Linked DNA regions of Homo sapiens: region 2 is linked to region 1. A link is a loop called in an ENCODE intact Hi-C map of the cell type or tissue named here. Cell type or tissue: endothelial cell of umbilical vein. All regions are shown on one strand. Links, peaks and the distances in the headings refer to the core of each region. The heading gives the core; the rest is flanking DNA.

Region 1 (5,391 bases), core at 327-5,326:
CCGAGTAGCTGGGATTACAGGCATGCGCTACCACACTGGGCTAATTTTGTATTTTTAGTAGAGACAGGGTTTCTCCATGTTGATCAGGCTGGTCTCAAACTCTCAACCGCCTGACCTCAGGTGATCCGCCCACCTTGGCCTCCCAAAGTGCTGGGATTACAGGCATGAGCCACCATGCCCGGCCTCCCATCAGTTTTTAATAGCTATTTATAAGAAGTGTTATTCTACTACTTCTACGTTTAAATGCATCAAGCACTTCTAAATATGTAGAAAGACTGGAAATTTCATATAACTTTTCTGCTATGTTAAAATTGCACATATATAATAATGGTTATAATCTGAGGTATCTTCTAAATATGACCATTTTGGCCTTGAACCATTCTCTCCTCCCTTCCTTCTCTCTGCCTTCAATCCAGTGGACCAGTACAGTATGTGTAATGTTAGAGATGTCTGAACAAATCTGTATTCAAAAGTCATTTACAGAAGACAAGCTTTCCTGTGAATTTCAACACAGTATATAAAATGTGCTAATTTGGCTGGGCACAGTGGTTCACACCTGTAATCCCACCATTTTGGGAGGGTGAGGTGGGTGGGTCACCTGAGGTCAGGAGTTAGAGACCAGCCTGACCAACATGGTGAAACCCTGTCTCTACTAAATACAAAAAAAAAAAAAAAAAAAAATCAAATTAGTTGGGCGTGGTGGCAGGTGCCTGTAATCCCAATTACTTGGGAGGCTGAGACGTGAGAATCCCTTGAACCCAGAAGGCAAAGGTTGTAGTGAGCCGAGATTGAGCCATTGCACTCCAGCCTGGGCGACAGAGAGAGATTCTGTCTCAAAAAAAAAAAAAAAAAAAGTGCTAATTTCACTAAGTTTAGTACTTTTTAAATGTATTCCATAGGTTTTGATAAATTGCATTTCCATTTTCATGTGTTTCAAAAAAACTTTAGTTTCCTTCTCAATTTCTTAACTCACTTTGTCAGTTTCTTTTAAAATTATCTATACAGGTTCATGACCCAGTAATATCAATTCTAGGTATTTAATCCAAGATAAATAAAAGCATATATGTCCAAAAAAGTATTGGACATAAATATTCATAGCAACTTCAGTAACAAAATAAAAAACTAAGGACAATGAAAGTAGGAAAGATTGTGGTATAACCCCATAGTATGAAATACTACTCAGAGACTAAAAGGAATGAGCTCCTGCAAAAACATGAATAAATTTCACAAATATTATGCTGAGTGAAAGTCAGACAATGAGAGTGCCTAGTGCATTATTCTATTTCTATAAAATTCTATAGTGATAAAATTGGATCAGTGGTTATCTGGGACTGGTAGGGGGCAGAGTGACCGACTAAAAATGGGCAAGAGGGAACTTTGGGAGCATAATGTAAATATTCTATATCTTGGTTGTGGCAGTGGCTACATGAGTTGATATCTTTATCAAAACTCATCAAACATGACACTTCAAAAGGATATGTTTTTACTTTGTAGAAGGTATACTTGGATCTTTTTTATATCCTTATTCAGATAGAATACCAGTATAGCAGCTCCTAGGATTTGTCACAAATGGAAAATGACATGTCATCTTCATTTCAAAATTACAGTTCTTAAATCTGGGGAGGAAAGCCAACACCCTTTTGGACCATGAATACTGCCCAGAGTCCATCAGCTACTCCGTTTGGAATTTCAGCAGTTTCACAGACACAGACTCCTGCAGGCAATGCTGCAGCATCCTGAGTTGATTCATTCACTCAGTGAGCCATAAAATATGAGACAATTTCTCACACTTTGCTTCATCATTTGCTGTTTTTCAGGCCAAGATGACAACGAGCCCAGCTGAAGCTGACATCCCAGCAAATTGCATGACAAATTGCAAAGACGACTAACCCACAACCTACTCTTCTGGAAAATACAATTTAAATAAAATAATTTTAAGTGATTTTCACCTGTTTTCAAAGTACATGATACAGTTTATAAGTATTAAATTTAAAAAAAGACTAAAATGTACTTAGTGACTTTTCATCATTATTGAAATAAAATTTTATCAATTTAAAATATAGAGAAATGAAAATATGTTAATTATTTTATGGCTTTTTCCCCTTAATCTTAAAATACGATTCAGAGGTAAAGTTGTATTTGTTTTGGCTCAACATGCATTATTTACTTCAAATTAAGTATATCAAAAAGCAAAAGTGCATGCTTTTAATATTTCTCTAGTAACTTAAAGCAGATTATCAAAATTACTGTATTTATAATCTTTTGTTTATTTTACAATGATTTATGAGATTAATTAACTTAAAATCAACTGTATCCACCTTCTGGAGGCTTTATGTAAAACAAATTAAATAGACATTTTAGGCATTGAACCATAATTTTCAGTAAGCATTTCTTTGGTTTACTAATGTTTCAAATAATACAGATTATACTTTTTTTAACCTCTGAAAAAGATCATACATTTTTGTGTTTAATAAAACTGCCATGGTAAGTGCTAAGGAACATTTATTCAGTGACAGTAAAGGTATTGAAGATAAGTATGTAAGATAGGATCCATCATCTTTATATATGGAGACAAAGCTTTTGCTTCTCCACCCAAAAGTGCACACTTTGACACAATTATACCTTCAAAAAATATCCATTTTATAAAATATAAATGTATTAGGTAAGCCAAAAATAATAAATTAACATGCAGTGTACCATCAGTAAGCAATAGGTAGCTGGCTTTCTTTGGCTTATAAACATTGAGATAGCCACACAAAGTAAGTTTAAGAACAATTTTGAGACCAAGGAAAAGCAGTGCATTAAGTATTAAGCATTTATCCAGGGACAGCAACATGCATGTTTTCAGAATGTTTCTACTCAGCTCCAAAGACACCTGCACCCTGTGGTAAGCAGGACTGGGATCATTGCAAGGCCCACATTGCGGACACCATGAAGGATCACAGACTCAGTGACCTTTTTGGCACTTCTCCAAAAGCTGTGTCAACATCAAAATGTTTTGGCTTTTCCCTTCATCTCTGCCAGAGAAAATAATAACTTCCTTTTAGAACATCTAGTTCAGAATGTAGGTTAATGGAATGCTTTATCTAAACCAGCCAAATTTTCTTTTTTCAGAATGAAACCGCAGAAGTGAATATGGTTTGGAGTTACTAATCTTCATAACAAGGAAGAAGGAAGTTTGGCAAATAAAAGTTCAAAGGGATTTTTGATGAAGAAATGATTTAAATCCCCTTATTTTCCCCTGCCAAAAAAAAAATTCCACACATATTACCCTTTTAGACCTCAATTATAAAGCATTTTATTCAAAAAAGTAAAATATATGTGCATATAACCATTACCTATCTACCCACCTCTGAGATTAGCTCTATTAATATTTGATTATAATTGATTCCAATCTTTTTTAATTAAAAAATACATAGACTCTAAAGTCCCATTCGCCAGTTTTCTCTCTTCACTATTCAAATCCTGTGATGATAGTATCATTCTCTTTAGTGTTCTGAACTTTTACCATAGATTCATGTTTCTCTATATAGTATTTAGTGCTTAACATCTACGTGAATGACATTGTACTGGATGTAGCATTTTGTATTCTTTTTTACTCAGAAGTATGTTTAAAGGTTTACCCTTGTTTAACCAGTTAGATTGAGTAGTTTCATTTTAACTCTATCATTGCACTGTTTATGAATTTTACTCCTGAGGTTCAATAGTTTTTGCTATTACCAACACTGCTTCACAAGCATCCTTATAGCAATTTCTTATGTACATGGTTGAAGATTTCTCTAGTGCAGACGCAGAAGGGATAATGCTGGGGTAAGTTCTGCATATCTTCAGCTTTCACTAGATATTGCCAATTTCCAAAGTTATGTGCATTTATATTTACCCCAGCCATGTCTGAATTTCCATTTTCCCATATCCTCACCAAAATTCAGTGTTACCAGATTTACCAGTTGTTGACCATCTGATGGATATGCAATGCTATCTCATAGTGGTTTAAGTTTGATTTTTTTTGATAACTAATGAAACTAAGTATCTATTAAGTTTCTGTGAATTGCCTATTCATATTCTTGTCCATTTTTCTATTGGAGTCTGGGATTCTTTAACTGATGAGTAGCGGTCATATTTTAGATACCTGTATATTCCAAATACTTATATATTCTAAATACCTACTGCAGATGAATGAAATTTTCACTGTGTTAAGATGAATGTTAGACTGTTTAGATGACACTTTGAATTCCACTGAATCTCAATAGAAATGTTTTACAATTTATTTTACATCTATCCGGAGTGTCAAGCCTTACTGCTCAATATTATATACATGTTCTCTTATTTCAATATACTTTCATGTATCTTTTTACTTATTTATCTCATAGAAAGGCAAGGTAGAATAATGTTTGACAGGAAAAATCAGACTTTGTACCAGACTGACACTTTCTAGGTTTGAATCCCAGCTCTGTAGCTTCCTAGCCATATAATAATGAGTACATTATATAAGTTCTCTTCACTTCAGCATGTTTATCTAACATAAAAAATAATAGTAATTACCTCATAGAGTTACAATAAAGGTAGAACACTTAGAACAATGCCTGGCACAGAATAAGCACCCAGTGTTAGCTATGATGATTAGTCTATAAAATTGCAATGTAATTTAGAACTTTTAAAAATTGTAGTTTTAATACAAATTATATTTAATAAAGGTATTAAAAGTAAATGCCAATAGCCTCAAAGTATTTTCTCTAAAATATTTGTTAATTATTGTTTTGATTTGAACATGTGACCACAAATTCTTTAAGGTGGAACTTAATTTCCAGCCCCTTGAGTGTGGAATACACTTAGTGACTCCTTTCTAACACATAGAGTATAGAAAGCCAATATAGTAACATTACAAAGAAGAAACTTGCCTGACAGCACTTTAACCACATGATCAATGTTAACATCACCAGTTAAAATGTAATGTTTTTATCATGTGCAATGAGAAGGGTGTGGGTGGCAAGCCACCCAGGCACCGAGGCAAGAGACCGAGGACGCGAGCTGTTCCAGTATAATAAAATATAAAACAAGAATAGTTATACCAGATATAGATCTTAGATATATGAATATCATTAATCATTAGTTTGTAGCAATTACTTTTTATTCCAATATTATAATAATCCTCACTCTATAATCATAACCTAGGAAAAGCCAGGCCATATAGAGATAGGAGCTGAGGAGACATAGTGAGAAGTGACCAGAAGACAAGAGTGCAAGCCTTCTGTTATGCCCAGACAGGGCCACCAGAAGGGCTCCTTTGTCTAGACATGACGCCAGTGTCTGGGAAGACGCCCGTTGCCAGGCAGACCATGGTCTAGCGGTAGCAAAGAGTGTCAAGGAACAACACCCGCTACTTAGCAGACC
Region 2 (5,391 bases), core at 148-5,147, 72 kb after region 1:
TGCTCCTATGAGAATCTAATGCCACAGCTGATCTGACAAAAGGTGGAGCTCAGATGGTAGTGCAAGCAATGGGGAGCAGCTGTAAACACAAATGAACCTTTTCTTGCTCACCCGCCACTCACCTCCTGCTGTGCATCCTGGTTCCTAATAGGTCACACACTGGTCCAGGCCCGGGGACTGGGGACCTGTGCTGTAAAGCATCATGAAATGTGAGCCCTCATGGGATCAATCAAATTAAATAGCTAGCAAACATCTATACTGAGCACCTACTATATGCCACATAGTAGGTACTCAACATAGATGTTTTAATCAGATATTCTACTTAACTCAAATAGGATCCTGATTGTGACTTCTCAAAAGTCTGTAATCTAGACATCTTTATGCATATTATAATCATCACATCAGTGTAATGAGTTAGAGTGTACAAGTTTTCTGCATTTATGTCGTTGGAAACTAAGGTTCTGGACTTACTGTGGCCTTTAGTCTGATTTGCTACTAAGAATATCTGACCAGGAGTATCTATCTCATGTTGTCTCTCCATCTGGATATAAGCTACCCTAGGGCAAGGACTAGGTCTTGTCTGTGGAGGACAGACTACTTAGCATGGCATATGTGGAACACATGGATAACTTTTCTTTGATGGATTACTTTTGTCTAAATTATCAAGTCACTGTTATAGACACAGTTGCTGCCTAGAAGAATTCAGACAATTTGGTTTATATATATAGTGGCATTAGTAATATTTTATTTAAAACCTTCAGAATGCCAGCGTTCTACGCTGTAATCCAGTCAGTAGAATGTTGTGGGTTTTTTTTGTTTGTTGTTTTTTTTTTTGAAAAAAGCTTGAAATCAAAGGCAAAAAAGGTCTGAGGGGTTATTTTACCAGGGTTAAGGCAAGGCCTTTCTACAGAGAAGCTGCCTTCCAGTGGCCACATTGCTGGAGTCTCTTCAGTGCTCCCCTCAACTCCTTTATTTTCTATTTCATGAGGTAATTAATTTTTTACAAAAAATATTTACAGAAAACTCTGATTTACTATAACTCCTTAGCAAAATATATATATATATATATAATCTAAAATAGTATAAAACAAATTTTCCCAACTGGTTTTGGATAACTTTCTTCTTTGGCTTTCTCTCTGGTTTCCTCCAGTTGCTTGTTGCATGCCTTCTAAACAGCCTACCCTGCCAAGTGCCATGATTACTGTGACCACATCTTCAGAACCAGAAAACAGGATACCTGGCCCTAAGCATGCACTCATGGAGCAGAAGAGTTTTAAATCTGGAATGCCACAGAAGACAGAAGATAACATGCTTACTACACTTGTAAAGCAACATGCAGCCAGCCATTTCCAGTGCAAATTATCTCATTGCATAGTGTGACAACTAAAGGTCATAACCATAATACAAATCGTGTTTTTCTTGTAATCTATCCTTGGGTTAAATGTGAACTCCAGGAGAGCAAAGACTTTGTGGGTATCCCCAGCACTGACATCTGTGACCAGCATATGATAAACTGTAGTTGTACATAGGAGAGAATCAATAACTATTTGTAGAACTGAATATATTTTATTGCAACCCTTTTCATAATGTTAAGATAATAGACATCATAGTGTAACTAACAGTGCCTTAGAAGTGGATATCAGAGACTTGGCTACCACCAACAAGCAACTGTGAATGAGTAACTTCTCTGAATATCTCTTTGTTCATCAGGAAATTGAGAGAGATGGGGCAGATTTATTTTTTAGGTCCCTTCCACCTGTGAAGTGCTATTTCTCTCCACCTTCACTTATGATCATTCATTCACCAGGGCATGCAGACATTAGTCATTGCTCAGAACTCAGTGTTTCCAGTAGACATGGATTGGGAGCAATAAAAGTGGACCCAGAGCTAATTACTGGGAATTCCTACTTGAATACAGAATGCTATAGCAGTTCAACACATGGAAAAGGATGTCTAGCCCATGAGGAATAAATACTCGATCTTTAATGCTTCATTTCTAGAGCCACAGCTTGTGTTAAAAGAACCACCTTCACCAAGCAGTCCAATGAGAACAAACTCTAGGACAAACATTCTCTGCCAACAGAGCTAACTAGATGGAGAAAAAGAAAATGAATGAAATCTAGGGAAAAAAATGGAGCCACCCAGTTCAAGACAGTGCAGGTGGAGGAGCAGTATGTTTAGACCGCATCGCAGGTAGAATTCAGAGGGACTGTAAGCGATGCCTGGAAACGCTTGTTGACCAACAATGGGCTCCTATAGAACCAAGGGACTATCATTCTCCTATTGCAGAATAATTTTTCTAGATACTTTATTTTATTATAATGAAAGTTCCTTCTAGTATCTTAATGACCTTAGGGAATTGGTATTCATATCCTGTTAGTTGAGAGAAGAGAGTTTTTCCAGTGGGAACGTGAATAAATTTAAATGAGTCACCCCTCAAGTACCAAGCACCACTGTTCCCAGGTTTAAATGACAATTACTATTCCTTCAGTGAACCATGGCCACTCTGAGATTGGGTGTGGGGAGGAGAAAGGAATGGAATGCCAGTGAAACCATCTTCTATTGTCATCCTCCTCTGGGGCCTCACTCAGTTGTAGTCTTGCATCTGAGACCTTGGCCTCTTTGTGAAATAAACATTTCTTGGCCCTGTCTTGCAGGAAAATTGGAAGCCTGACCCTAAAATAAGCTAATATCATCCATAGACCAGACCAAAAGAAAAGCAGGGAGAATTTGGCACAAAGCAGCTCTCTTCAAGAAATTATTTTCCATGTCATATTTGCATAAATTAGTCATGGGCCCGCCAATTCAATGAAAGAGGAAAAGAGCACTCATGACCCTAGTGTGCTGGCATCCTGTTGTCCTTTATAGCTAAGGTCAGACTGTTTCTCCTTTTGCCTCATGTCGGCTCCTCTTAGTCGACTAAGACTGGCAAATCTGAGGCTACAGATTGTGCTATGAATGAGCAGCTGGAATTGCGCAACATTTTACTTGGCTAATATTTCAGTTTGTTGAGTCAGTGGCCTGACAAGTAGCTACAGCCCATGAAACAGCATTTTCTGACTCAGTGCATGTGCGAAAGAAGTAGTAGCTAAAGGTTCTGTTGGCACAGCCTTCTGACTCCACAGCATTGTTCTAGGATCTAGATTCCTCTCTACTTAACTCGGTTTCATTGCTTCCTATAAATTCTATGTAAATCTCAGACCCTCAGTAACATATCCCAAGACACATGATGAGCAACACTTGGTATTCAGTTTTCTCCAGCGCTGTGAAAGAGTCCCACCAGGAAACAATAAGGCCTTTTAGCCTATTAATTCATGAGCAATTTGATGCCTCTTAGGCGATAAGTGCAAGTTGAGAAATGAATTTCCTGCTGCTAAAATTCCAACGCTTTAGAAACTCTTCAGTGAACAAATAAAAGTTTATTCTTTGCAATAATGATGGAAACAAAGACTTTCATAAAACCAAACAATTGAAATGTCTTGATAAATGCCTGCAGAGTTGGCTAGGTTTCTAAACTATCAAATAATGAGTTTACCTCTTCTTACACTTTTTCAAGAATCCATTGAAGAATCAAGATAGGAAAGAGTATGATTCTTCATTTTTCCTAGCCATGCTCCACTGCTCTATGTTATCATAAAAGGACTTTAATTAAAGTGTTATTCCATTAATTGCCCAAGAAGTCATATTTGAAAGAAATAAATGCTTATATATGTATGCTTACATGTCCCTTCTGGAAGTCTTAACCTTTAAAACTACTCCAGCCCCTTCCCCAAACGTCCTTCCCCAATTCCTTATGCACTTACTGGATTCAAAGCACGACACTATAAAAGCTGTGAGAAGAAAAAAATATAAATTTAAAGAAAACTTTTTTTCAGAAAGATAATTAAATTCAATGTAACAATAATAACTACTCGTTTTCAAAACTCAGCTCTTCAACTATTTCTCCTAGAATTTTTTTCCAAAACTCTTACTTCAAGTCTAACACTCCTTCATCTCAGTTTTCTCTTTCATGATTATGTATTTTAACTCATAGGTATACTCTTTAAGACAGGGGCTATCCCTGAGACCTATCCCACATCCTGAGAAGGGCTTGGCACTCTCCTTGTCAGATAGCCTGTTGCCTCCTCAGCCACACTGTGAGCTCCTTGATAGAAAGAATTGTGCTATCTGTGGCTTTCAGAGCCCTATTCAGATACTTGATGCTTAACATGTGCTTGTAGAGTCGGTAAACTGAATGTATGTGGAGCCTCCAGAACTGTGTTCCCATTGAGGATGACAGGGAACAGATCAATCCTTGTCCTACATGGCCTAAATCTTAGTTTGACAAATATCTGGAAAGAATTACAAAAATATAAGGTAGGAATGACTTGGGAGTCCAGGGTGGTGTCTGAACCCTAGTCACTGCCTTGGGCACACATTTCTCATACTGTTGCAATATCACAGTTGTTGACTTTCAGTTCACTCAGTTGGTCAACTCCCTAAAGTTGGTTAAGGACCCTCATACCCCTCATCCTACTCTTTTCTTCTACCCCAAACCCCCTTTGCTCAGGACTTCCAGTGGTTCCCTCCTTTTAACCTCAGTATTAGCCCTTTATCCCCAACTCTTTGCCTGCCAAATGACATAGGAGCAAAGGATGAGAGGGAGCTGTCCTGGAGGGAAGTAGTACCTGCAAGGTAATCAGACCTTTCATACTACTCAGATCTTGTGGCCATCTCATGTGTGATTATGTTACAAGGATGTTTGTTTTCCTTATGATTTCATGCTATATGAACTCAATCTCAGGAAGAAAAAGAAAGAATTTTCAAGGCTCATCCTGCTACTGATGAGTTTTGTTTTAGAATGTTGCCTCCGAGATGCCTAACGCCATGCAGGAGAGAAAGCTAGGCAGGCAAATTAAAACATGGGCCTCAAAGCTCCCCTGGGAGATGGGAAGTTCAGCTCTCTGTGGCTCCATAGTGAAAAGAGATCAGAAGCAACACCTCTCTGGATCACCAGGACTTCAGAGTTGCTTGCTCATAACCAGACAACTTGTGAAGGCTTCTGCAAAATTTTATGGTGAAGGCTGAAGAGAAAAGAAGTAAAACCCTCTCTAACACTTATACACAGAGCCCTGTGACCCTGACCCTTAGCATATCTTTCACAGGGTTCTCTACTGCAGTCATCTCACCTCTCACCATGGATTTCTCTATTCCAATTTTTTAATTGTAAGATATGTCACATTCACAAAAAAAAGTGAAAAGAACACATATCTGGCTGGGTGCAATGGCTCACACCTGTAATCCCAGCACTTTGGGAGGCCGAGGCAGGTGGATCATCTGAGGTCAGGAGTTCAAGACCAGCCTGGCCAACATGGTGAAACCCCATCTCTATTAACAATACAAAAATTAACC

What was found. Peaks named below come from ENCODE experiments on the same cell type or tissue, not always from the same donor. Only the 100,000 strongest peaks of a DNase experiment are listed, where the experiment ranks them.
Region 2: a loop joins it to region 1, with 7 times the contacts of the local background. A loop is called at or near these places in 1 of 110 quality-filtered maps.

Annotation. Positions count from the first base shown.
Region 1 is chr4:73,774,157-73,779,547 of GRCh38, reverse strand. No RefSeq gene overlaps it. Among named protein-coding and RNA genes, the nearest start is that of CXCL8, 36 kb to the right of the region's middle. In endothelial cell of umbilical vein, for the core only: no CTCF peak of the experiment used is centred there; DNase peaks (open chromatin) are centred at 1,757 and 2,987; H3K27ac peaks cover 1,312 bases.
Region 2 is chr4:73,702,335-73,707,725 of GRCh38, reverse strand. INKILN (inflammatory MKL1 (MRTFA) interacting lncRNA) reads left to right here. Exons shown (of 3, transcript NR_185098.1): 2 at 1,151-1,389. Among named protein-coding and RNA genes, the nearest start is that of UMLILO, 5.3 kb to the left of the region's middle. In endothelial cell of umbilical vein, for the core only: no CTCF peak of the experiment used is centred there; DNase peaks (open chromatin) are centred at 2,445 and 2,945; H3K27ac peaks cover 4,041 bases.